3 separate regions of the Homo sapiens genome follow, and all the other regions are linked to region 1. The links are chromatin loops, found by intact Hi-C in ENCODE. Cell type or tissue: endothelial cell of umbilical vein. All regions are shown on one strand.

The links. Hi-C counts contacts between places; a loop is a spot of excess contacts. Peaks named below come from ENCODE experiments on the same cell type or tissue, not always from the same donor. Only the 100,000 strongest peaks of a DNase experiment are listed, where the experiment ranks them.
Region 2: it touches region 1 in a loop (15-fold over the local background); 81 of 110 quality-filtered maps call a loop at or near these places.
Region 3: it touches region 1 in a loop (5-fold over the local background); 73 of 110 quality-filtered maps call a loop at or near these places.

The regions. Positions count from the first base shown.
Region 1 is chr1:67,762,477-67,770,476 of GRCh38, forward strand. All of the region lies in intron 2 of GNG12 (G protein subunit gamma 12), which reads right to left. All of the region lies in intron 1 of LOC105378781 (a long non-coding RNA gene), which reads left to right. Among named protein-coding and RNA genes, the nearest start is that of GNG12-AS1, 66 kb to the right of the region's middle. In endothelial cell of umbilical vein, a CTCF peak has its summit at 3,820 (motif pointing right); a DNase peak (open chromatin) is centred at 3,875; H3K27ac peaks cover 1,277 bases.
Region 2 is chr1:68,108,171-68,116,170 of GRCh38, forward strand. The region is part of intron 6 of GNG12-AS1 (GNG12, DIRAS3 and WLS antisense RNA 1); the gene reads left to right. It also overlaps a transcript of WLS not described here. Among named protein-coding and RNA genes, the nearest start is that of DIRAS3, 62 kb to the left of the region's middle. In endothelial cell of umbilical vein, a CTCF peak has its summit at 3,854; DNase peaks (open chromatin) are centred at 3,851 and 4,961.
Region 3 is chr1:67,836,201-67,844,200 of GRCh38, forward strand. The region is part of intron 1 of GNG12-AS1 (GNG12, DIRAS3 and WLS antisense RNA 1); the gene reads left to right. Among named protein-coding and RNA genes, the nearest start is that of GNG12, 6.7 kb to the left of the region's middle. In endothelial cell of umbilical vein, no CTCF peak of the experiment used is centred here; DNase peaks (open chromatin) are centred at 2,581 and 4,471; H3K27ac peaks cover 2,823 bases.

The DNA of each region.
Region 1 (8,000 bases):
CAAGAAATTATTTTGAGGGAAAATAATACAAAAAGTAAAGAAAAACAAGAGAAAAGTTTAAAAGAGTATGTATTTATGTACATATATACCTTCTACATGCATACATACATATATGGCATCCTTCTACTGGAATGGGGTATGTGGTGGTAAAGACGCAGAGTAAGATTCACTCAGATTTTTGAGCATTAGCGTTTATCTCTTTTTAAAGTTTTTTTCCCTAATTTTTTTCCCCTAATTTTTCACAAAATACATGCAATTTAGTGAAAAATTTGTAAAATATAATTAAAGTGAACAGAAGGTAAAAGTTAACATGCTGTTATATTTCCTTCTAATATTTTCTTGGGAGTTTTTGTTCTTCCTTTTTTAAAAAATCAAAGGAAACCTTGATCAGATTGAGTTTTTAAGGTAGTCTAAATTATACTCTGCTGCACAACTTTATATTTTGCTCCGTTCTAGCAAAAGCATTTCCCTATGTGATTATAAAGTCTTTATAAGCATCATGTTTTAACTTTTATTTTGATATAAGTTCAGACTTAGAGAATAGTCGCAAAGCACCCAGATTTGGGTTCCTCAAATGTAAACATTTTACTATATTTAACACCCTACCCTCCCAGGAGAGAGAGAGAGAGAGAGAGAGAGAGAGAATCAATATGAAGTTTTACTCCTAAATATTTCAGTGTATACTTCCTATGAATAAGAATAAGGAATTCTCATATATAACCACACCAATTAGTCAAATCAGGAAATTAACTCTGATATTTTACTATTATCTGATCTACAACCTTATTCAGATTTTGGTGATTATCCCAATAATGTCCTTTACAGGAAAAGAAAATACAAAATTATACATTATGTTCAACTGTCATGTCTCTTTAGTCTTCTTGACTCTGGCATGCTTCCTGAGTATGTCTTGGTTTTTAATGTTATTAATATTTAAGAGTAAGTGCTGGTTATTTTGTGGAATGTCCCTCAATTTGGGTTTGCACATGTTTTTTCCTGATTCGATGCAGGTTATGCACGTTTGGTAGGGATACCACAGAAATAAATATCCATCACTTTTTTTTTTTTTGGTAAGAGACAGGGTCTCACTCTGTCACCCAAGTTAGAGTGCAGTGGTGCAATCACATAGCTCTACAGCCTCAAACTCCTGGGCTCAAACAACCCTCCTGCCTCAGCCTCCAGGGTAGCTGGGACTACAAATTCCATTTTACACAAGCATGTCCTTATTAGAGAATTTTAGGTTGTTTTTATAATTTTGCTATAATTCCAAATCCACCCCCCTCCCACCCTATGAATTACTGATTGGCTTTCCACCATTAATTTTTATATTAATAATTTATCCATTTAAAAGAATATGTTAAGATTGTTACTATATTAACAACTTTTGTCTAAGAAGCTCTGTCAATTTGCAGTCTAACAAAGGATGGAGTGTGAACTCCATGTCAGGCTAACAAGCCTTGAGCACTGACATGCTAGTATTGCACTGCTGTTTTAGTGGCTTTCACCTTAAATTGTGGTTATAAACGGCATTGCTCCTGTCATGCCTCTGAATATATTCCTTTGTTTGTTTGCTTTCTCATTCGTTCACTCCTTCACATTCACTCAGTAAATACTGAGTGTATATTCTGGGCCAGTAGTTTAGGTGTGAGATCAAGGTCTCAAGTAAAGAAATAAACAAGAAAATATGGATTGTGGTAAGGGATATGAAATACACAGGCTGGTGCAACAATGAGTACCTGGAGGCAGTGCTCCAGGTAGACAGGGAATAGTCTGGTGCGTAGAGAAAGACAAATGAGCCAGTGAGCTGCAGCTGGGGGACCAGGAGAAAGAGGTGGGGCATCTCTTGGCATTTACCATAAAATTCTATCAAAATGTCTCCAAAACATTGCTCTTACTAAAAATACGAACCCTTATTCTGACCTATCCCAAGTACCCACTTCCAAAGCCTACCCTTCTCCTCTGTCTGTCCTAGTCAGCAGAGTCTAAACTTCAGCGTATTATAATTTGTGAATAATAATGAAAGCCTGAAAATGCTCTGAAATTAGAGGGAACTTAGATACCATCCTGATGTTGCTCAGCATTGCAATTACCTGACTTTGAGGGACCATTAATGAATGAGACTGTCTCAACACTAGATTAATGGCCACTTTCAACAGTGGAAAGGGAACAGATGTCCAAGAAGACAGAAAGGTACTAACAGCTGTGTGTATATGCGTGTGTGTATATGTGTGTGTGTTCTCCTTCAATAACCGGGGTGGTGGCTATGGCCACAAGCAAGGAAGATGGGTGTTCATGCAAAAACAATCAATCTGCTTGTGCTTTGGAGTTACTCTGGTCTAGCAGAAACTGCAGCTCCCCAGGGCTCACTATCACCTCTGGACTTTGTCAGAGTGAGTCAAGTAGCAAGAACACAGAGGAATCGTCCAGGAACTAGACCTGGGAAAAATATATCCGTCTTTCTCCAAACAAAGCCTGTTTGGTATTTCAGGCAATTAGTTTCCAAACACTTGGGTCAAAAAGCAACAGATTATATTGTCAAAAAATTATTTCCTTGCATGAGATGAAAAATTAGACAAAATATATAAGAATACATAAAAATTAAAGTAGACAAAATATATAAGAATATTATCAATAGTCATTAGATGCCCCTGTCAAGCACTGAAAAAATAACTTATAATAATCTATAAAATGTATGCACACTCTTTTCTTTTCACATCCTTCTAAGGGAAACAGCCCCCAGTAGGCGATTAAGCTGATGCACGAGTAACGATCTCTTAACAATGCCATGCCATCAAATACTGAAGTACAGTTCAGTGTTTCTAAGAGCAGAGAAAGAAAAAAAACATTAAAATTATTACTAATATAAACACTATGATTGTATATTGCACTTGAGGGATGAAGATCTAGAACAATGAAGATGATAAACATATTTACCTACAGACAAAAGATGGTAGATAAGATTTTTATTATAAAGGCTTTGTTTATAAAGGGAACACATTAGAAGCTAAGTAATTGGGTCAGATTTGGTAATTAAAAGCAGCTGAATAATCAACAAACGCTTAACAAAGGTGTTAGAACAAGATCATATTTTAACAGAAGATGAAATACATAGAAAGGTTTGTATATTTCAACCCTTATTCTTCTGCCTGTTTTGCATTTTTCTTTTAAAAATACACAAAAAGTATAGGAAGCAGTAGTGAAATAACTACTACCTAGTCAACCTGTGACTGAATCTGGCAGTTGTTAGTAGCAGGTGTAAATGAAACGATGCGAATAAACTAGCAGGACTAAATCAAAAAGATTTCAATGTGGGTGACATAGCTAAAGTCTATAATTTAGGATCTCTAATACATATCCAGTTTGTGGTTGAAAATTCCTGCTTTCTAGTGGGCTTTACGTCTGCCACAACCCCAAGGAGTGAAAGGAAACTCAAGACTAACAATGATTTGTTGTAACTAGACGTAGTGGTGAAAATCTGGCCAAAAAAAAGTCCACTATAAATGTAACAGCTGTGAGCCTTAAGCCTGGTGGCATTTAAACCATTTTATTCTTTATAGCTATAAGAGTATTCAACCCTAAGTTTACAATAATATCTCAAGGCAAAAACTCAAACAAAACAAGGCACACACGCACACACACACACACACACACACACACACACACACACACACACCCCTAAACAATGCCCTCATAGACAAGCCCCTTTCAAAGTCCCACCTAATTACAGGCTGACAATCTTTCCAAATTATCAATCAGAACAATAAAAATGCCCTTGAGGGCTCATTTTAAACAATTCTCTGGTCCTCCTCTAGGGGGCGAAGTTGGCTCGCATTTCACCGAAAGGGGAAATTATTTTCAAACCCTGATTTTCGCACAGTGCTAGAAAGATATTCACATACAAAGGGGTCTTTCCGCGCTCCTGCTTCTTCTCAATACATTTCACTTCGGCTGATGAGCAAAGCAGCCCAGCCCTTCGGCACAGTAAGAGGGAGGGAATGTGATTACGGCGGAGCATAAGCAGGGCTTAATCAGCACAACCCTGAAGGCCGGCCAGCTCATTCTCCTCAAACTTGAGATCACAGCTATGGTTTTGCCAAAGATGATACACTTTCAAGAATATATGTTGGTGTTTTTTTTTTTTTTTTCCAGGAGAATTTTCCACTGGGGAAATTCTGAAGCCAGGTGAAGCCTCACACGGGGCTCCCTCCCACCCGGTCTCCTCTGTAGGGCCTCCCTCTGAGAAACCACAAAGCAAGCTGCTGGAGGTCTGAGTGCCTGCCCTCCCTTCCTGCACAAACGGGGCCCTTTCTACCCTGAGGATGGCATCTGGTGGTCAGGAAGATGCCTGGACAGCAGTTCCTCGCTGGGCCTCGCTTCCCCCTCACGGAAAGGGTTAGGTGTCCTCTTAGGGAATGCAGGTCTAGCTACAGAAGGGGCATACACAGGCAATGCCTATTCCCAAGGGAGAATCAAATGTGAGTTTTAGCACCCTAGCAACCATACAAGGCAGAAGGCTCAGAGTGTGTGTGTCCCTGACCCATGGATAGATCGTTTTTGTGGGTTCTAAGCCTTATACAATTTTGGGGGTCCTCTTTAGAAAAATCATACAAAATTAGGAATATCACATTAGCTACAGGGCATTGGAATGGGATGTTGCCAGTGAAAGATCCTGAACCTTAGGGCTCTTTAACTGCTGGGCCATGCAGTTATCTTGTCCAGCCTGCCACCACTGGACTCTCCCCTGCAGTAAAACCCCATGTCACGTGTGCTGGCTCTGGGTCTCTTCTTGGCCTCTTGAACATGGTGCCATCTCTAATGAGACTGACAGGGGTTCAGCACGACAGGGCCTGAGCTCCTCCCGCTTAGGACTGTCCATTGCCTGGAGACAGATACCGAGGTGGAGCTATTGAAAGAAACACTTGCGCTGCCCTGTGAAAGGGAACAAACTCCTCTGCCACGGGTCAGCTCTCCACACCTACCTGACCAAGTCTCAGTAACCAGTTTGGGTCATCTCACTAGTTCAGACTCTGCCTCCTCCTCCTTTTCCACCCATGGGAAGGTTATGCAACCCTCCTTCCAGACCTCCTTGGGCTGCACAAAGGTGCCAACTATACTAGTCTTTACTGAAAGACAGCAAAATAAAGTGACCTCAATTGAGAGCATTTATCTAAACATAGTTTGTTTGCATATTTTCAGTCCTTGTAAAAATAATACACAATTTTCTCCTTATCTGATGGCAATATCACTTACCTAAATCTTAACAATAAAATGAGGCAAGGCCTAAAAAAATAGAAAGTTAAGTTTAGTTGATGTAGCTTGTTTTCACATGTGCTACAGTTTGGAATTTATAAGCAAACCAGATATAAATTTTCTTCTTTTTGAACAAAACAGTAAGAACAACTTCTTACATATAGAAATGTCTTCATAAAATCCATTTATCACAAAAAACAGTGTTCTGCAAATTTGATTTAAAAGCTTTTTTTGGAGATGGGCTCTTGCTACGTTGCGGAGGCTGGACTCGAATTCTTAGGCTCAAGGGAATCCTTGGCTTCAGCCTACCAATGAGCTGGGACTATAGGCACATGCCACTGTGCTTGGTCTTCTGCAAATTCTTATTTGTAAAACGGAATGTGCTGGGAAAATAACAGCCACCATTATTTGCATCCTGTGAACCACACATAGTCTAAACATTTCATATAGACTATTTCACTTAATCACCTCAATAACCCTATGCAGTATTATCCCTATTTTATTGATGCAGAAATTGAGGCTTTAAGAGGTAAGCGACTTGTCCAAGGTTACAAAGGTATTTTGTATAGATTTGAGGCTGGGCAGGTTGAGCCTTATTGTTAGTCCCTGTGCCATGCTGCCTCAGCAGCCAAAAATCACTTTTGATACTATAAAGAACTAGTGAGTTTCACAAGATAGTTATTTTTTAAAAGCAGATCATTGCACATATTTAGATTTTTTCCCAAATTCCTATTTGATTAAAAAAAAACAGGCTGAGGAATGGGGCTAGTTTTTTCCAAGGCTTTAAAGGTTTTTAGAAATCATCATAATAGTTAAATGCAAACAATGTAATAGCTACCATTTATTGAACATGTATTATGTGATGGGCCACTGGCTAAGTTCACTATGTGCAGTGTTTCCTTTAATATAGCTATCTTGTGAGGCAAATGATATGATGCCCATTTAACAGATGAGGAAACTGAGACTCAGAAAGGTTAACCGTAACCATGTTCAAAGTGTCTCAATAGATAAGGAAAGTTTGAACTCTAGTCTATCTGCCCACACTAAGCCACTTCCCTACTATAAAATGTATACATATAAAAAGTATGCTTTAGCTAAGAGCCTGTTAGTTATTTCAAATATATATCTAGATCTTTGAATGGCCAGTGCAAATCACCATATGCTTTTAGGCCAAGAGAATATAGATGAACAGTCCCAGGGGAGTTGAGTTCTGCTATCTGAGCTTCTGTCTCTAATATCACCTCATATGATGGGTCTGGGGGAGGAAAGGAGGGAGCTGTATCTTGCCATCTTTGTAAGCAGCCAGTAAAAATGAGGACATAAATCAGGTCCACATCTGGATATATAATGTTCAGTCTTGCCAAGAGACTAGTACATGATGGAACTACCCAAAATGCATTTAATACATTCTTAGGCCACTGCACCCAGAGAGACTCCAACTTTAGCTGACCCAAGCATCTTCCCAGCATGTGTCACTTGCTCATTTGAGACGCTGGCTTCACCATGGGTTGGGGGGTCTATACTCAGCGAGTGACCTAATTGTTACAGGACCCAACATCACAGTGGTCCAACCACACATGAAAAAGGAGGGCACGTTGGCAGGGAGGCTGAGTTCACAGTGCTGGCGCCAGAGAAGGCAGAGAAATATGCTGACTCCAAATGTCACATGAGCATGAAAGAAAACCTACATAAGTGAGGGTGGGTCTTTGGAGGGAGGTAGGATACATTCTGCAAGGCTTGAATTTGCAGAGTTCATAAACTCTGCATGGAGCCCTGATCAAAATGCTTCCATGAAGCACAGCAAATACGTTCTCAGATCAAGAGAAACTATGTTAGGGTCATGAGCATGAGAAATGGCATGAGCACAGTTTCCAAATACTAGCTTTCTGCTGGAGTTATACAGGTGCACGTTGGTATGCAGGTAGAGGAAACCCACCCAGATACACAGGTCAAAAGTTTCCCTGTGGGCTTAGATAACAGGGTGTCTAAGCTTCGCTTTGGAATCTCTGAGGCCCAGGAAAGAATTCCAATTTTCCCAAACATTTCCCATTTTTCCAATGTCCAATTCTCCCAGACAAGGCACGCACACACACACTCACACTCACACTCACTCTCACTCTCTCTCTCTCCTGAGATCCCATTAGAGAGAAAGAACGTCACAGGAAGCTAGGTTTGGCTCAGAGGGAGCAGCATCTTTCCAACAACTCCAACTTAGCTGAAAATCTGAATGGGATGATATGGGAGGGAAGGAGGGGAGATGGAGGTAGGAAGCTCCTCACCAGATGAAGGACCACTTTTAGAGTGTTAAAAGAAGGGAAGTGTCTCACACTGGGTCTGAGGTTAAGATGCGAAAGTGAAGGTTTCCACCACCTCAAGATGTAACAGATGGGAAATTCCAAAGCAAGGGATCTGATCATTATGCAGAAATTTCTAAGAAGATGGCTCTAAGACCCAGAAGGAGGACACAAACAGGTCAGGACGGTGGAAAGCAATGGAGGATTCTGTGAGTAAGATTCTTTGGTAATGCTCTGATTCCTACGGTTTCCAAGGTGGGTGGAATGGAGAGGGCTCAGCCTTTCTTCTCCAGCCCAGAGAAAAGGGTTTCAAAAGCTGTATGTGGTGAGTTTGATATGCATCTCCCTCAGGAACCAAAATGTGAGAGGGAGCTGACGCTGGCTAAACCAGCAGGGTGGATGCCACATCAGAAAGTGAGTACTGTCCCCTTGCCCCATGGTGGAGGGGAGGGTGAA
Region 2 (8,000 bases), 350 kb after region 1:
GCTTGTGAAGCATCATCCTATATGTTAGGACAGGGAAGACTGGAACTCTGGATGCCTGGTCCCAAATCATTTGAAATTTGAATAATCCCAGCTTATTGGAAAAGGAATCCTGTCTTTTCTACTTGGTATCTGTGTAGCTTTGGGTAACTCATTTCATTTCTCAGATTTTCAGTTTCTTCATCTCTTAAAAGAGACCAAAAGCAGGAATAATGTTTATGTCAAGGATTGTCCTAAAATCCAAATGAAGTCATGGAGGATATTAAAAATGCCTACCACTGTGTCCCTCCCACCTCTAAGGCAGTGTACCCACTCCAGCCACCCAGCCCATAGTGTGCTATGGTCTACACCAGATGCCCCCTTCCCACTCCACTGTGGGTGATTGGACTGAGGTGGGCAATGAGCTCAAAGAGTAGTTCACTGGCCTTAAAGGAATTCATCAAATACTGAACTGAATCACCTTGATTCTTTTGAGATTTTTTTTCACTGATAATTGAATTTTTAATTCTACTTAGTTTTAATTAATTTTAATTTAATAGCCACATGGAGCTAATGGTGACCATAATGTACAGCTCAAGGCTATAAGTTTATTATCTGGGGAAAGTAAAACAGAAGTCAAAGAACATTAAAAAATTGAGAGCTTTTCTTATGGGGAAAATTGGCACACTAAAGATACCACGGACCCAGAGAAAGGCCAAAAAATATATATATGAGGGAAAGAAATGGTAATGCCTGGAGGGGCCCGTGTTAGTAGAATTCAATATGAAAGTATTAAAGAGCACTTCTGGTACTATAAGGAATGAAATATTATGAAATGCTTAGTGCTATAAAATAAAGACAACCTGACAAAGTATACTTTTAATTTTATTCCTGGGCTTGCAAGAAGTTATGTACCACTTATGCACTACCACCTTCACCCCCAACAAAGACCTGAACACACAGCAATAAGTGCTAAGCATAGGTGAAAGGCAGGGTTGCCCTGCTGGCAAATGCTGATGTTAAAACTGCAATCAAAAGCCAGCTAACAAGATAGAGAGATTAAGCCTAGGGTCCCAGCAGTGGGCTAAAGTTTCTATAGGTGGGTAACCCTCTGGCTCTCAACAAAAACAAATCTCTCTGGAGAAAAGCTTCCTCAATTTGGGTCCTTAGATTTCCGTGGATTAAGCAACAATATATGAGCACTCAATAAAATATGATCAATGAAATATAATCAAACACACAAGAAAGCAAACCACTATAAGCAAGAGGTAGAAGAGATGAGGTATGCCAGACTTCTACTTCTAAGAACTTTAAATGTTGGAATGAGAATATTTGAAATGTATAATAATTACAAAATTCATTCAAAAAATATGAAGTCACAGAAATAGGCATGCAATGCTAGACTATAAAAAGTGAAATGGTAGATTTGAAAAAGACTTAAACATAACTTTTAGAAATGAAAAATGTTATTAAAACAGCAGAGGAAAGAATTAGTGAAGTGGAAAATAGAGTTGAAGAAATTAAACAGAATATAGCACAGGAAAAAAAGATTATAAATAAGAAAGAAGGATCAATAATCATTATAGGTTCCAAGTAAAGATAATATATTGAACACATACAGCTCATTTTACTACCTTCTCCAAACTTATTAAAACTACAGCAAAGGGATTTTAAACAATCATATAAACCCACAAGAATGGGCAAAATATGAGATGAGATACCAGCAACAAACTTCTGGAAAATGGAATATAAATGAAGAATTGATAACAATGTTACCAGAGCTAAGAAAACCAAATCCTAAACTGATGGTGGGGAAATCATTGAATCAACTGAATTTGCACTGGAACACAACACAAAAAGTAAAAAAAAAAAAAAAAAAAAAAAAAAAATACAGTAAGAGGCATAAATTAGTAGGAATTAAAGATAAAATAGAAGAACTACCAAATCAAAAATTCTTTAAAAAGACTATTAGATTAATCTTTAGTAAGATTGAGAAAAGTGAAGGTATAAATATGTATGAACAAAGGAATATATCTACAGATAGGCAAAATTAAATTTTAAAAAGATTTTTAAAAAATTTAATTTAAAATTAAGTTGAAAAAATATTTTAAGTGCCAAAAGAGATAGCAAGAATAATCTACACTACTTTATGTCTATACATTGGAAACAATTTAAAATGCCCAGAAAAATATAACTTGTGAAACCAATTGAAGAAATGGAAAACCTAAATAGCCTTATAATCATTAAATAAATTAAAATGGTAGTCTAAAATTTTTCTGCAAAGAAAATAAAAGTCTCAATAATTTCAGTGACATATTATTATTGCATTAAATAAAAAACCAAATGTCCAAGAAGAGCCAAGACATTCTGAGGACAAACAGGATGAAGGAATGTGCTTTTCTAGATTGCAAGCCTTATTAAAAAGCTAAAGTAATTAAAACAGTATGGTTTTGAGGTAAGGATAATCAAATTAGCCAGTGGAACAGACTAAGAAGCCCCCAAAAATCTCTGTCTCTCTCTCTCTCTCTCTCTCTCTCTCTCTCTCCATATATATATGTGTGTGTATGTGTATGTATATATATGTTTGTATATATATGTGTGTATATATATATATATTTGCTCGATAAAGGATATTGTGTTGTAGATCATGAGTGGCTTATTCAATAAATGGTGCTGAGAGCATTAGTTATCCATATAGGAAAAAAATTAAAGAGGCTCCTTATTCTCTTACATACAAAAATTAATTTTTGATGGAACAGAATCTTAAATATGGAAGGCAAAGTCTTAAAACTTTTTGAAGAAATTTAGAATATTTTTATAATCTTGAAATTTATTTAAAGAATTTTTTTGAAAGACACAAGTACCCATTAAAAAAGAAAACATTGGTAAATCAACTACACAAATCATCAAAGATACCATAAATGAAAACATAAGGAATTCATATCTAGATTAATCTTGACCGTGGTCTTAAGACTTCCAGCCTCCTGAATAGTAGGAAGTAAATGTCTGTTGTTTAAGCCACTCCATCTATAGTATTTTTGTTATAGTAGCCTGAGCTAAGACAGCTTTATATAAGCCTTTGGGGACCATAGATGAACTACATCACTTGGTTCTAGCATGTTCTGTGGTTTCAATGCAGAAACCTAGAGAATAACTAAGGCTGGGAGAAAGAAGGACCACACTGGTGGGAGAAGCTGGTGACAAGTGGTAAGGAGTGGGCAACCTGGGTACTAATTCTTGTTTTTTCTTCCCCAGCCTTGTGGTCTTGGCCAAATCACCGGGCCTGCTGTCTTTTCTGTAGAGAGAAGGGCTGCTCGGTTCTCATTTGGATTCAACCTTTCCAATGCAGCATTTAAACACGGAGGAGGGATTTTTTTGGTTGTCACAAGGACTGGGGGACCCTGCTGGCTAAATATCCTCCAATGTGTGAGACAGTTGCACCCTAAATGCCAGTGTGCCCCTATTGAGAAACATCCTCTCTATAACAGTCCTTTGAACGAGCCCTTTACATCTCTCTACACATACATGATGTTTGCTGGTGGGTCGGGAAACATTTGGATACTTTATGAAGCATGCAGGTCTCCACCCAAACCCACAGGTCAGATGGCTGCTGTCCAAACTTTAGGATCTTTAGGGCTGCAGATGAGATGCTCTGTTCTGGTGTATGTCCTGCTTGGGGGGCTGCCCCTCCTTGCCAGAAGAAGATTTAGTTGAATTCAATTGAAGTGTACTATTACCAACCATTTGCTCCCTTGTTCTGACAGCCAGCAGGAGCAGAAAACTGGCTTGCTCTGGTACTAACTGCATTCTCAGAACCGTGCATGCAGTGCTTTATCGTTCTGTTCAAAGCTAAGCAGTGCCCTCCTTGGGACACTCTGGGAATGTACAGTATTCATTGCTCTAAGAAAATGCCTTGGCCACAAGGAGAAAACATTCGCTGGCTGTGGCTTGAGCCAACTGGGTCAGCGCCAGCCTGTGCAGATGTCTTTGTGGACAGAGAAGAAGTCCCTCTGGGAGAAGGCAGCCCATGCTAGGGTGCATAGATTGATGAGAGGAGTGACAACTGTATTTCTGTCCTTACTTGCTCTCCTGGCCAGGTGCTCTTATGCAGTGCACTAGCTGTACAACAGTACCTACTGGCTGGACCCTCTCATTCTCTACCAATTCAGCAGTCTCCTCTTGGCTTCATTCAGGAGGCTGTCTCCCCATGGTTGCCTGAACCCAAAAGCAAAATGTGTGGGTCCCACCTACTTCTCACGCTCTAGTTCTAAAGAATGGGCCCAGGTGTCCAGCCTCCACGGCCTGACATTCAATGCTGTGTACACTCCGGTTCCAAGTTGCTTTTCTACTCACTGCACCCCAGACTCTCTGCTAAACAGGCTACTTTAGTCATTGCCACCCAAATAATGCTTGTGAAGTTGCATCTCCACACTCTCATACTCTTCCCTTACCCTCACCTTTTATCCAACTCTTTCAAGGCTCGGCTCATTTTCAGTCTTCTGGGAAGCCCTCTCAATTGCCCCCAATCAGGAGTTACTGAAAAGTGTCCTTGTACCTCCCATTGGTCACCGACTGCACGGTTCATGTATTGGGAACCTTGATTGTTAAGAAGATTTTAAGTTCCTTGAAGGTGGAAACCTAATGAGAAGACTTGCCCTTCAGGCTCCTCTACTTAAGAATCATTCCAAGCAATTACCATGGAAACAAATATCTTCTCTTCCTGGCCTCTTGGACCAAAACAAACAGACAAACTGTTAAAGAGCAAGGAATTTGGCTCCCTGCCTAGGTTGGCAGTGAGAGCGTCAGAACAAGGTTGAGGCCAAATCCATGAACCTCATTTAGTTAGCTGCCCACGAACTTGGCTTGGAACGCCTTGGCCCCATCTTAAAGAAAGCCCTTCATTCTGGGGACGCTGGTCAGCCTGAGGCCCATGCTCCTTAGTCCCACCACAGGAAGCCTTCTCTCTCCATCTGTCACTCTGAGACCATATTGGCTGAAGCTCTGGGCTTACTCATATCCTGAGTCATCCAACCTCGCATGTCCGTAAAAATATCCGTATCCTTATAGGTGGAGGCCTTATAGATAGGTTGTTGAGTCAGATTTATGAGTTTGAGAAAGAGATGCTTTGGATGCAAAGGACCTTTGGTGAGTTTGCAGAAGCCCTGGACTCAAATCTACCACCACTCAGAACAGTGAATGCCAGAAAATTCCTGGAAAAGGGCATCTCTTTGCTGAATGACCCTAGTAATCTACTCATTCCCCAGGTAATTACTGAGCCACTCTGTGTTCCAGGCACAGTTCTAGTTTCTGGAAATATACCTGAGAACAAAACAGACAGAAATTCTGCCCTTATGAGCCTCCACTTCAGCTCCTGGCCAAGTCTGTTTTTCATATGATCCAAGCACTTTGGCAGGTGTTAGGGCTGTAAAAGGGATGGCATGGGACCCCCTTGGGTAGGGGACGTGGCAGACACATCTCTTAGAAATATTGCCGCAAGCCTCACTGTTCAAGTCTGGTGTGTGGAGCAGCTGCATCAGCACCTCCAGGGAGCATGTTAGAAATGCATCGTCTCAGGCCCTTCCCAAGCCCTTCTGAGTAAGAAACTGCACTTTACAATATGCTCCCAGGTGAACTGTCCGCAGGGAAAGGCTTGAAAAGCCTTGCTACAGGACAGCAAATCCCACAAGCTGTCCTACAGTGAAAGGGAGCAGAACGATAATGTGCATTTGAGAAAGAGTACATCCCATGCCTCAGATTTAGAAAGGTGGCGTGTTCAAGACTGAGATCTCCTCAGAAAGAAACATGCTTAAAAATCCAATGCTACTCAACTGTATTTGATGGCTCAACAACAAATCACCGACTGTAATCACTCAACAGAACCAGCATCCTGTGAAACACACCTTGAGAAACCAGTAGTGGACCTTCTGGCATTCCCGGATTCAACTTTCTTGGCTTCAATGACTGCAGATGGAGTGAGCCCATGGGGTGATAACTGGCAGTTTTGCTGAGGAACAAATCTGAATCATGCCTACTGCCAGGCTGAGGCTCTGGGCCAAGGTCTCAGCTTGGGATAGGGTGAGGATCAGAAGGCTGGAAAGATAGAGGGACTCGGAGACTGCCAGCTACTGGTTAACTTGTGGCATAAGGAGGATATATACAGAAAACACTGGATTCTATAGCTGAAATATGTCATTTGGAGAAATTTAGGAGCCAATATAAGCATTCCTTATTTGTCATTTCATGGGCTATATATATTCCACAGGTGTCAAGAATCTATAATGATGATGATGATGGCAAAGACAATGATAGATACCTTTTTAAAACTTACTATATGCCAAGCACTGTCCTAATTCATATGTTCCCAACAGCAATGCTAAGTGGTATAATCCTCATTTCTGCAGATGAAGAAATTGAGGCACAGAGCTGGCTCCTCGTTTTAATCCGTTTCATGCTAAATGTGACTTCTGAGACCTAGGTGACAGGCATCTGACTGGTGCAGACTAAACTGGCCAGATGATGGAGTGACCACTGGTCCCCTTTATCCCTCGAGCCAGCCCCTGAAGGCTGAGAGACTTGCTCAGAGCCCCGTCCCAGAAGTGGGCAAGATTCATATTTGTGCCTTAGCAAAACTGCCAGTTATCATACTATGGGCTTATTCCTTCTGGAATAGGGTAAAGCAAGAACAGAGAACCCCCTCTGGGGGTGCCACTTAGGTGTGAAGCAGCCCTAATTGGGCAGGTATAGGCTGGAGTGACCTCAGTGGTAGGCCTGGGAGGGGACACCTGGTTTGCTCTGGGGCAGTCGTAGAAGGCTCAGCACAGTGCTGGACTGCAGGTAGGACTAAGCTTGGATTATAAGGCCTGGGATCTTCTCATAATGCTGGTCTGCAGCCACTGTGTGGCCTGTGACAGGCCTTTCCCTGGGTCTCAGTCTTTGAAAATAATGATACACCCCCCACCACACCCGGTCATGGGTTGCACCTTGGGTTTCAACTCAATGACTGCTTTTCAGGAGGTCCCTCTGGGGCTCCTTAGGGTTATGGCTGCTCCAGGCTGGCAAATCCAGATCATGCAAGAGGTGGCTTAACCCTCTCCCTCTCAGGGACACGAAGAAGATCTGTTGCTTCCAGATTGCACCAACACACATGCCTAGAACCCCAGTAATGAAGCTGGAACCTCTGCTGTGTGGTCAGACAAACCCAAGGATAAATTGCCCCTGCTTCTTGGGATGACACTAGGAATTCGCCATTCTTCACGAGGCAGTCCCTGGGGCCTAGAGCCAATTCATTCAGTTTAACATTCCCTCCCTTTGAGACAAAGTATAGGGTGGTGATAATGAAGTCAGTCGGGCACAGCCTTGAGTGCTGGCTGTGTGACACAGGGCAAGTCACTCAACCTCTCTGAGCTCCAGCATGCTCATTGGTAATTGGTATAAATGAAAGTACCTATATCATGGGACTACTGTGAGGTGCCAGCACATTATCAGTGCTTTGTAAAGAGCCGCTATTACTCTTGTTGTTGCTTGGACATTTGTTATGAGGGGGGAATACTTTTTAAAATTTGCTTTTTAAAAACATCAACAAATTTCTGAAGGCATTTTCAAATGAGACTTTAAAATATGTTTTTCTCTTCTTATAAAGTTAAAATTTTTGTATGAGGTTAGGCATAATTTTTTTTTGTTTTAAATTAACAAATAGCAATCAAGGGCTTCTAAGCAATTCCAAGGACCCCCTTGCTGCTCTATTCCACTAGTCTTCCACCCTCTCCCTCCTGGCAGCAGTCGTTGGCATTTTTGTATGTCTCACCCTGGAGGCTGGCAAGCTCTGCACCTCCTGGTCGGGAGCTTCCAGCTCTCCCCTGCAGCTGTCCTGAATTCCTCTTGCTGTAGGTTGTCCCTTTGTCCCAGAGCACTCACCCTAACAGGGAAGTCCCTCATTTCTTCATTAACTTCCAGGTTGCTCCCTCCCCATTAATGCTGAGCTGGAGAAGCAGGGTTCACAGGACCTTACAATAGGGACCAGGAGC
Region 3 (8,000 bases), 74 kb after region 1:
GTTAATGAACTATTTTCTACCCCCTCACCCAGTGGCATTCAAAACAAATAAATCAGTTTCCTATGAAAGAGTGTCAGTGGAGTGGAGTGAAATTTATGCTTTATGAGATAAGGTCTTTGGGATTAAGTCCTGGCTTTGCCGTTAACAAGCTGTGTAAATTTGAGACAGTCACTTAACTTTGCTGGGTCTCTGCTTGTCTTTAAAATAAAGGGATTGTAAGAGAATGGCTCTAAAGTCCCAATTCTATGGAAATTAGATTTTAGTTTTAAAAAGTGGCTTTCTTGGCCATTTAATCCCTCACGAGACAAGCAAGAGAAGTGGTTTTATAATTCAGGACAGTTGTTTTTTTTTAACGAATTGCAATTCATATGTCAATCTACTGTGAATTTCTATTTAATATTCAATAACAACACTGTAGCTAAAGGATGAGTCAGAAAGAGATGGTGAAGAAATGAAAAAGTGAGGCAAATCAGTCAGTCTCTCGGTGATCAGGTCTCCACAGACTTCAGAACAATTTTTTATTTTATTTTTTTAGAGATGGAGATCTCACTTCAGAACAACATTTTTGGGATATCAGCTTTGCTCCCTGTGGATTTTATTGGTCCTATTGCACATGGCTTCACTCTTTGTCTGGACCTGCCCTGGAAGGCAGGGAGAGCTCCCTCCTTTTGAGTAGGTCACCTGGGAATAAGTGTCTTCCAAACTGGTTTTTCTGCTCAGTCGGAGACTGCCATATTTCCATGTAGAAGTTAGGTCAGGGAGAAGCACCCACAGTCTTGGAAATCCCCAAGTAACCTGTTGAAACGTGTATTGCCATAGGCAGGAGCTATGACCAAAACTGTGGCTACAGATCAGAAGGCAATTTAGCATAGTTCCACACTTACATGGGTGGAAACCTTCAGAGGCCTGGGTGGGAGTGACCCAAAATGGAGGCACCCATGCAAGTTAGTTGATTACTAACTCAATATGAGCTCTCTGGCTTATTACTGCAATAGGCCCTCTAGCTCTAGGGAGTGGAAGTCCCCAGATACTGTTGTCTAGAAATAAAACATATGGGCTCAAGAGTTAATGAATTTCCTGTCATTGGAGGAGTTCAAGCAGTGGTCTCTTAGAAAGTAGAGATTTAGAGGATATCAGCGATGCAACCCAAATGCCCATCACAAGAGATAAGATACCTCCCTCTAAAGCACTCTGAAAAAAAGATATAGATCTAAATATGTTCACATGAAAAGATGCCCTCAATGCATTCTTGAACATAGATAGCAGATTATAAACCATCATGTGGAGACGCTTCCATTCATGTATAAAAAAGCATACATACACACGAATCTCTTCTGTAAGTGTATCTGCAATGATGTTTGTCAAAATAGTAACAGTGACTTTCTCAGGGTGGTGAGATTTCAGGTAACCTACCTTTTTTATACTGCATGAATTTTTTCACAGTGAATGTGTAGCTTTTCTATAAATCATGTCTTTTTGCATATTGTAAATGTATCTTTCTTTCATAATATAAAAAGACAAAAGGCATTGTGCAGACCAGGAGTTGGCAAATTATGGCCAGAGGACCAAAGGACCACATCTTTTGTAAATAAAGTTTAATTGGAACACAACCACACTCATTCATTTCCCTGTTGTCTACGGTTGCTTTTGTTTTTACAAAGGTTAAGAGCTGAATAGCTGTAACAGAGCTTATGGCTTGCAAAGCCTAAAGTGTTTTATCTGCCCCTTTAGGAAAGAAGTGTAGCAACCTCTGGTGTAGACAATTGGACTGGAAAACGTTTTCAGCATGGCAAATTGCAACCTAGATTTTACTTTTTCAGATTTCAATTTATCTGAATTTCTATTAAAAATATGTATAGGCTGTATATTTTAAAGTATATCCCAGTTCTGAGTAGTGATTATAACAGAGCAAAGTGACAGTATTAGTATTTGGGTAGCTAAGGTCTGTATATTCTCCTTCTTCTTCCTCTTCCTTATTCTTTTCCTCCTCCTCTTCCTCTTCCTTCTCATTCTCCTGATAAGATCATCATCTTATTCTACAGTTTGCCCTCAGATGCTGTTCCACTTGAGAAAGTACCAGGAGGAGAACTGAGGTTTCTCTTTCCTGGCTTGGATCTCTCCAAGACAGAATAATTGAGGAAGTCCTTGACAAAATAAATTGTCCTGGCAGAAGAGAGGCAAAGTTCTAAAGAATAGACGTAGACCTGGAGGAGAAAAAACAGGGACGCTGAAGGAGCCCAGCTGAGGAGGAGGGGAGGGTGTCCAGCTCCAGAGGAAAGGCTGGGAATTAGATGGAGTAAATCTCTCTCTTTTCCCCTTCCCTCATCACACCCTTCCCACACGATCCATCTAGCCTCCAGATATACAGAGGAGGTTTGGGGATTTTTCTCCTTCACAGTCAGCAGTATCCAGCATCAAAGCTCCCATTTGCAGAACTCACATGAGCAAGGCTAACTAATGGCAGTCTGAGCAATGCCAGGCCCTTGCTCATTTCCAGAACTCAGCCAGAAAAGCTGGATATTGGCCTTGATATGGAATGTACTCAGATACCAAGTAATTAAATGATTCAGCAGAAACACGCTCTTTGTCAGCCACTCACCTTAGACCTTCCCTGAAGAAAACATAGGCCCCTGCGGTGTCAGAAAGAAAAGCAGCCTGTGATATGATTAGATTATTGGTTCACCTATAGCCTATGCTATTGGGTTTTGACTCCTACACAGGCAACTCTGTGGACCTGTAAGCTAAGTTAAAAAGGGCATGGAAAGTATTTACTCTGGCATGTTGATAACAAACCTGTTAATTTCATCTAGCTTTAGATACTGGTGAGAATGGAAAGTGCCAAGCCTGCAACCTCAGTGACTCCAATTTACACGGTTCCCAAAATAAATAAAATATTTTTTCAGAATATGGGGGAATCTCAGAAAATGTAATAAAAATGCTATTTTCTTTCAGTGTTCCAGTATTACATATTTTAGAGTACTGAAATCCTGGCATTATTGTTGGTATTATTCATTTATCTCAGTATTTTTTGAGAATAAAAATATGAACGATTTCTGTCTTGAGACTACCCAGAGAATTACATACCACATTAAAATTTTAAAGGTAATAGAAGTGCATTAGTTTAAAGAGTGTTCTGACCACATTCCTTGCCTGTTTAAATCCTCCACAGGTGTCTTATTGTTATTTTATTTCCTATTTCCTGGATTACTAGGGAGGTTGAGCACATTTTCTTCTATTTATTAGTCATCTGCAGTCCCAATACCAATTTGGGCATGGATCTACTTGCAGAGGTCTTTGATAGATTGTGCTGGATATTTCTGTATTCCTATAAATATCCTTGAGCTTTATTCTGGAATATAGTTAAGTTATTTGGAAACAGATTTGTCCTTTCAGTTCTGCTTTTAAGATTTGTTTAGCAGGATTGGAGCAGTTACCACTCTAGGTTTTTTGCCTCTATTGAAGCAAAAGGGGATTGTGTGTCTATTCAATGCTCCATAGATCTTGAGATTTTTTTCAACCTGGATGGTGGAAGGAGGGACTCTTCTTGGCCCTGTATGAGCATCAGGTACTGTTCCCTCTAATACCTTGCACATGGTTCTTCTCTCAGCCTTGGGTAGTTACTTCACCTGCAAGAGCCCATCATCACTCACCATACTCATGCTAGTTTCTGGATTTTCTTTCTGTACACTCTCTTCTCTCTGGTTCTCTGTCTTAGGAATTCTAGTTGCCTTAATCTCTTCTTGTCTCCATCACCTTAACTCAAGGAGTCCACCAGATTCTTCCTGAATTCCCCCTCTCTGCTGTGGCCTGGAAACTCCCTCAGGGGAGGGTGCTGGGGGAGTGGTAGGATACACCTCATCTGTTTCCCATCTCTCAGGGATCACTGTCCTCTTGTCACCTGATGCACAGTGTTTTGCAAACTGTGGTTTCATTTATTTTACCTGTTTTTAGGTTGCTACGGGTAGGACGGCAAAACTAGTTCTTTACTCCATCTTGACTAAAAGTAGAAGTTGCCCCTGTCACTCTAAAACATGTGTTATTCTTCTTTTTAACTTAGTGTTATCTAATATTATTGCCTGCCCCCCTCATCATGCTGTAAGCTCCATGAGGGAAAGTACTATGTCTGTTTTGTTTTCTGTTGCCTCCCCAGCACCTATAACATTGCCTGACACATAGTAGTACTCATTAAATATTGAATGACTGCATGAAAGCTAGACCAGGATGGAGATCATGAGAAAACTTGAATGATGAACAGGAAAATTGAACAGATTTTGCTGAGAGTGGAGGCTCCTATTCTGAAACCAGAAGAATGTAGGCCAAGTTCTATTCAATTGCAAAGTGAGGATCTTGAGCACTGCAATGCTGGTGACTTTACTCAAGCTAGTCTGTCTGTAAATCTGCCAAAGCTCTTGGCAGATTAGGTCACATTTTTGGAATCTGCTTGGAATTCAGGAACATGGCGGTCATAATGAATCATGATTTTGACCCTTCCTCTTAATCTGATTGGCTCTAAGCCCTTAACAAATATTAATTATGTCTCACAATGGAATTGCCACCCTGACCTCTTTTCTTAGACTGCTAACACTGGATACTGCAGTGTTCAGCCCTCCTATCCCATAATAACGTGCCTACTCCTCCTTCCCAAAAAAGGAAAGGATAGGGTACTGTTTCTATCAACATCCTTAAATTATTTAGTCAGTATCCTAAAGATGGACTTGACAATTGAACAATTTTCTTAAAAACCTCACTTGGTAATTGCAAAAGCCTGTCTACTGTTTTTTCTGACTCTAGTCTCCAAGACAGTCCTCTGAGGTACAGGAAAAAATTTTAGAAATCACAGCTACATTTAATTTTTGTCTTTTCCTTTTGTTATTATGGTAAGTCAGGTATATAATTTACAAAGACACATATATTAGGACTACATGCTCGAAGTCCTTACCGATGAAGTATACAATAAAAAATGTTTGGACATCACAGATCTCATCTCTGAATTCCCTGTAGTTAAGGCTGGCTTACTCTTCCTGTGAGGCACCTCTAATTGTGCCTCTTTCTTCTGCAAAACAAACAAAACCTCAACACCTCTGAGGCTTAAGTATAAGAAAACTTTTGCAGCAAGCTGAAGTTGAAAAGAAGGGAGTTTTTCTATGTAGATTCAAAATCCAGTCTGCAATTGTTTGTTAGTCCCCACATTTATGTAGCACATTGTAATTGTGTACTGCACTGAATATGGCTACAGGGCTTCCGATTTCAGAAGAACATGAGTCTGCTCTCAGCCAAGATTTGTATATATTTAGTTCTCTGTGAAGCCTCTCAGGTCCACTAAATTATGGACCCAGAACAAGTACGAGGCCATGAATATTTCCTAGGTGCCATGTTAGCAGACTGAATTGCTAAAGAGATTATAGAAATAACAAACTTTAAATATATGAAGTTATTTACCATCAAAGTAGTTTACAGAAGTAGCAATAGAGTAAAAATGAATCTACAATACACTGTGTGGGGTGTGTCTGTGTGTAGGGGTTGGGGCAGGGAACACCAAAGTGCCAGACACATGAATGAAGAAGATATTTTGGAAGAGGAACCTTTGGCCCTGGCCTCCCCATCTGACACCAAGTAGACTAGAAATGAACTGCTCAGTTGAGCCTTTACTGAATTCCTAACACACACACACACATGCACATGCAACACACACTCATGAACAAAGTAAAAAGGTTATTTTACTTCTGTAAGTTTTGGGATAGCAGACCTGAGAGTTGTACACATTATCTGAATACCTGGCTCCAACTCTACCTGCAGCAGGACTACCCCTGGGTTTTTCAGTAAGCCAGTCCATTGCTTTCAGTGTGCTCAGGCTAGCACAAGTGGAGTTTCTGTCCTTTGCATCCAAAAGAATTGGGAATAATGCAATAGCACTCTCTCTTTTAACTCAGGTGCAAAAGCTTCAGCTAATCATTTTTCTCAGTTGGTGACTTATGCTCATTTTTGATCTGTGCAATGGCCATCTCTTATTTGATTGATTGATTGATGGTTTTCTTTTTTTTTTTTTTTTTTCAAGGCTTAGATCTGCTATTTCTCTCCCAAGGATGTTTATGCTGATGGTTTTCATTCATATCCTTTTTATGCTGTTCCTACCCCATTCCTTTCCTGCTCATAGACATTCTAAGTCTAATGTATATCTAATTTTTATATACATCTTTTTATTTGCATGTGTCCTTACAAAACATATAAAATTTATTTTTGTGTTATTTTAATGGTACTGTATACTCTATGTAGGAAGAATACTTATGAATTCTTCAAATTAAATGTCATGGTGGTCTACAATTTTCTTCCTAAGTTATAGATTTCTTCTCTAAGAAATATACATCCTAATAGTGTCTATTTTTCTTGACAATTGTTTTGTCTTCTTGGCATTTTAAAAAAGAACTTTTATTCTCTGAATACCTACTTCTTCAGCCCCACTGATTGATTCCACATATATACTTTATTTTTTAATAGTAAATATTCTGGTTATATGGGTATGGTATCTTCTCATCTCTTTGAAAGTATTAATTATATATTGGACTTTTTTCCTGTTCTTTCTATTGTCTTTATTGTTTCTTTTGCATTTCCTTTCTTCTGTGTGTTTTAAAACCTTCTTTTTATCTGTGTCTTTCATGTTAGCAGCTTTGCTTAAATGTTGACTGATTCTTGGCTGATTCTAATTGGAACCCCTTTGTGTGTCCAGATCTTACGGAGTGGTGACAATAGGTAATAGAGCAGAGATTTGGCTATTTTGTCTTCAGAACTCTATTGGTTTCTACAGATTTCTTCTCTAGGGCTAGTCAGATACCCCCAAAAGGAGATCAGATACCCCACTTGGGGTTAAGGGGAGGATTTAAGCCTGGCTGCCAGCCTTCCAGGAGTCTGGATGTCTCATCATGGTTTTTGCTTGTTTTTAAGGCAGATATTCACTTAATCTTCTTGTTTTCAGTACAGTACTCTGTATTCTACTGTTTGATCATTCACTTATTCATTAAATATGTATTGAGTGTCCCCTTAATACTTTGTGCCAGGAACAGTTCTAGGTGCTTGGGGATACACTAGCAATCAAAACAGATGAAACTCCCTGTCCTCATGGAGCTTACATTCTAATAGGATACATGTCCAGTGTTCTGCCAGGGTTAAGAGAGGGATGAGTGGCTGGCTGCAAAAGGAAGTAGCAGAAATCTGGAGTTCCAAGGGGCCCTCATAAAGACTTTCAACCAGTCTTCCTGCTATGGTTTGGATATTTGATCCTTCCAAACCTCATGTTGAAATTGGATCCTCAATGTTGGAGGTGGGGTCTAATGGGAGGTGTTTGGATCATGGGGGTGGATTCCTCATGAATAGATTAATACCCTCCTTGGGAATGAGTAAGTTCCCTCCCTATTAGTTCCCATGAGACCTGGTTGTTAAAAAGAGCCTGGCACCTCCCCCAACTTCTCTTGCCTCCTCTCTCGTTATGGGGTCTCTGTATTCAGCCTGAGGCCCTCACCAGAAGCAGATCCCCAATCTTGAACCTTCCAGTCATCAGAATTGTGAGCAACTAAACCTTTTTTCTTTATAAATTACCCAGCCCCAGGTATTCCTTTATAGCAACATAAAACAGACTAAGACACCTCCTGTTTTCAGCTTCAGCCTACATTCCTATTTTCAAAAGTGCCTGATGCTTCTAATCTCTGAGCCTTTCTGGGTTTTAGTGGAATAAGCTAGCTTGCTTTTGTTGGCATTCCCCCTAACAGACTGAATTACTAAAGAGACATTTAGTAATTCAGATTACTAAATATTCTAGATATTTGGATTTCAGTTTTCCTTGTTCTGCTAAGCCAGTTGCCTTGCCACTTGGATGTTCATCTACTTTCCATCTCTTGTCTGCTCTGGTCCTCTCTCATTTTCCTCCTTCTATAGACTTATACCTTTTTGTTTTTCATTTAATGTTATTTTAATGGGATTTTTTTTTAAAAGGAGGAATAGAGATAATC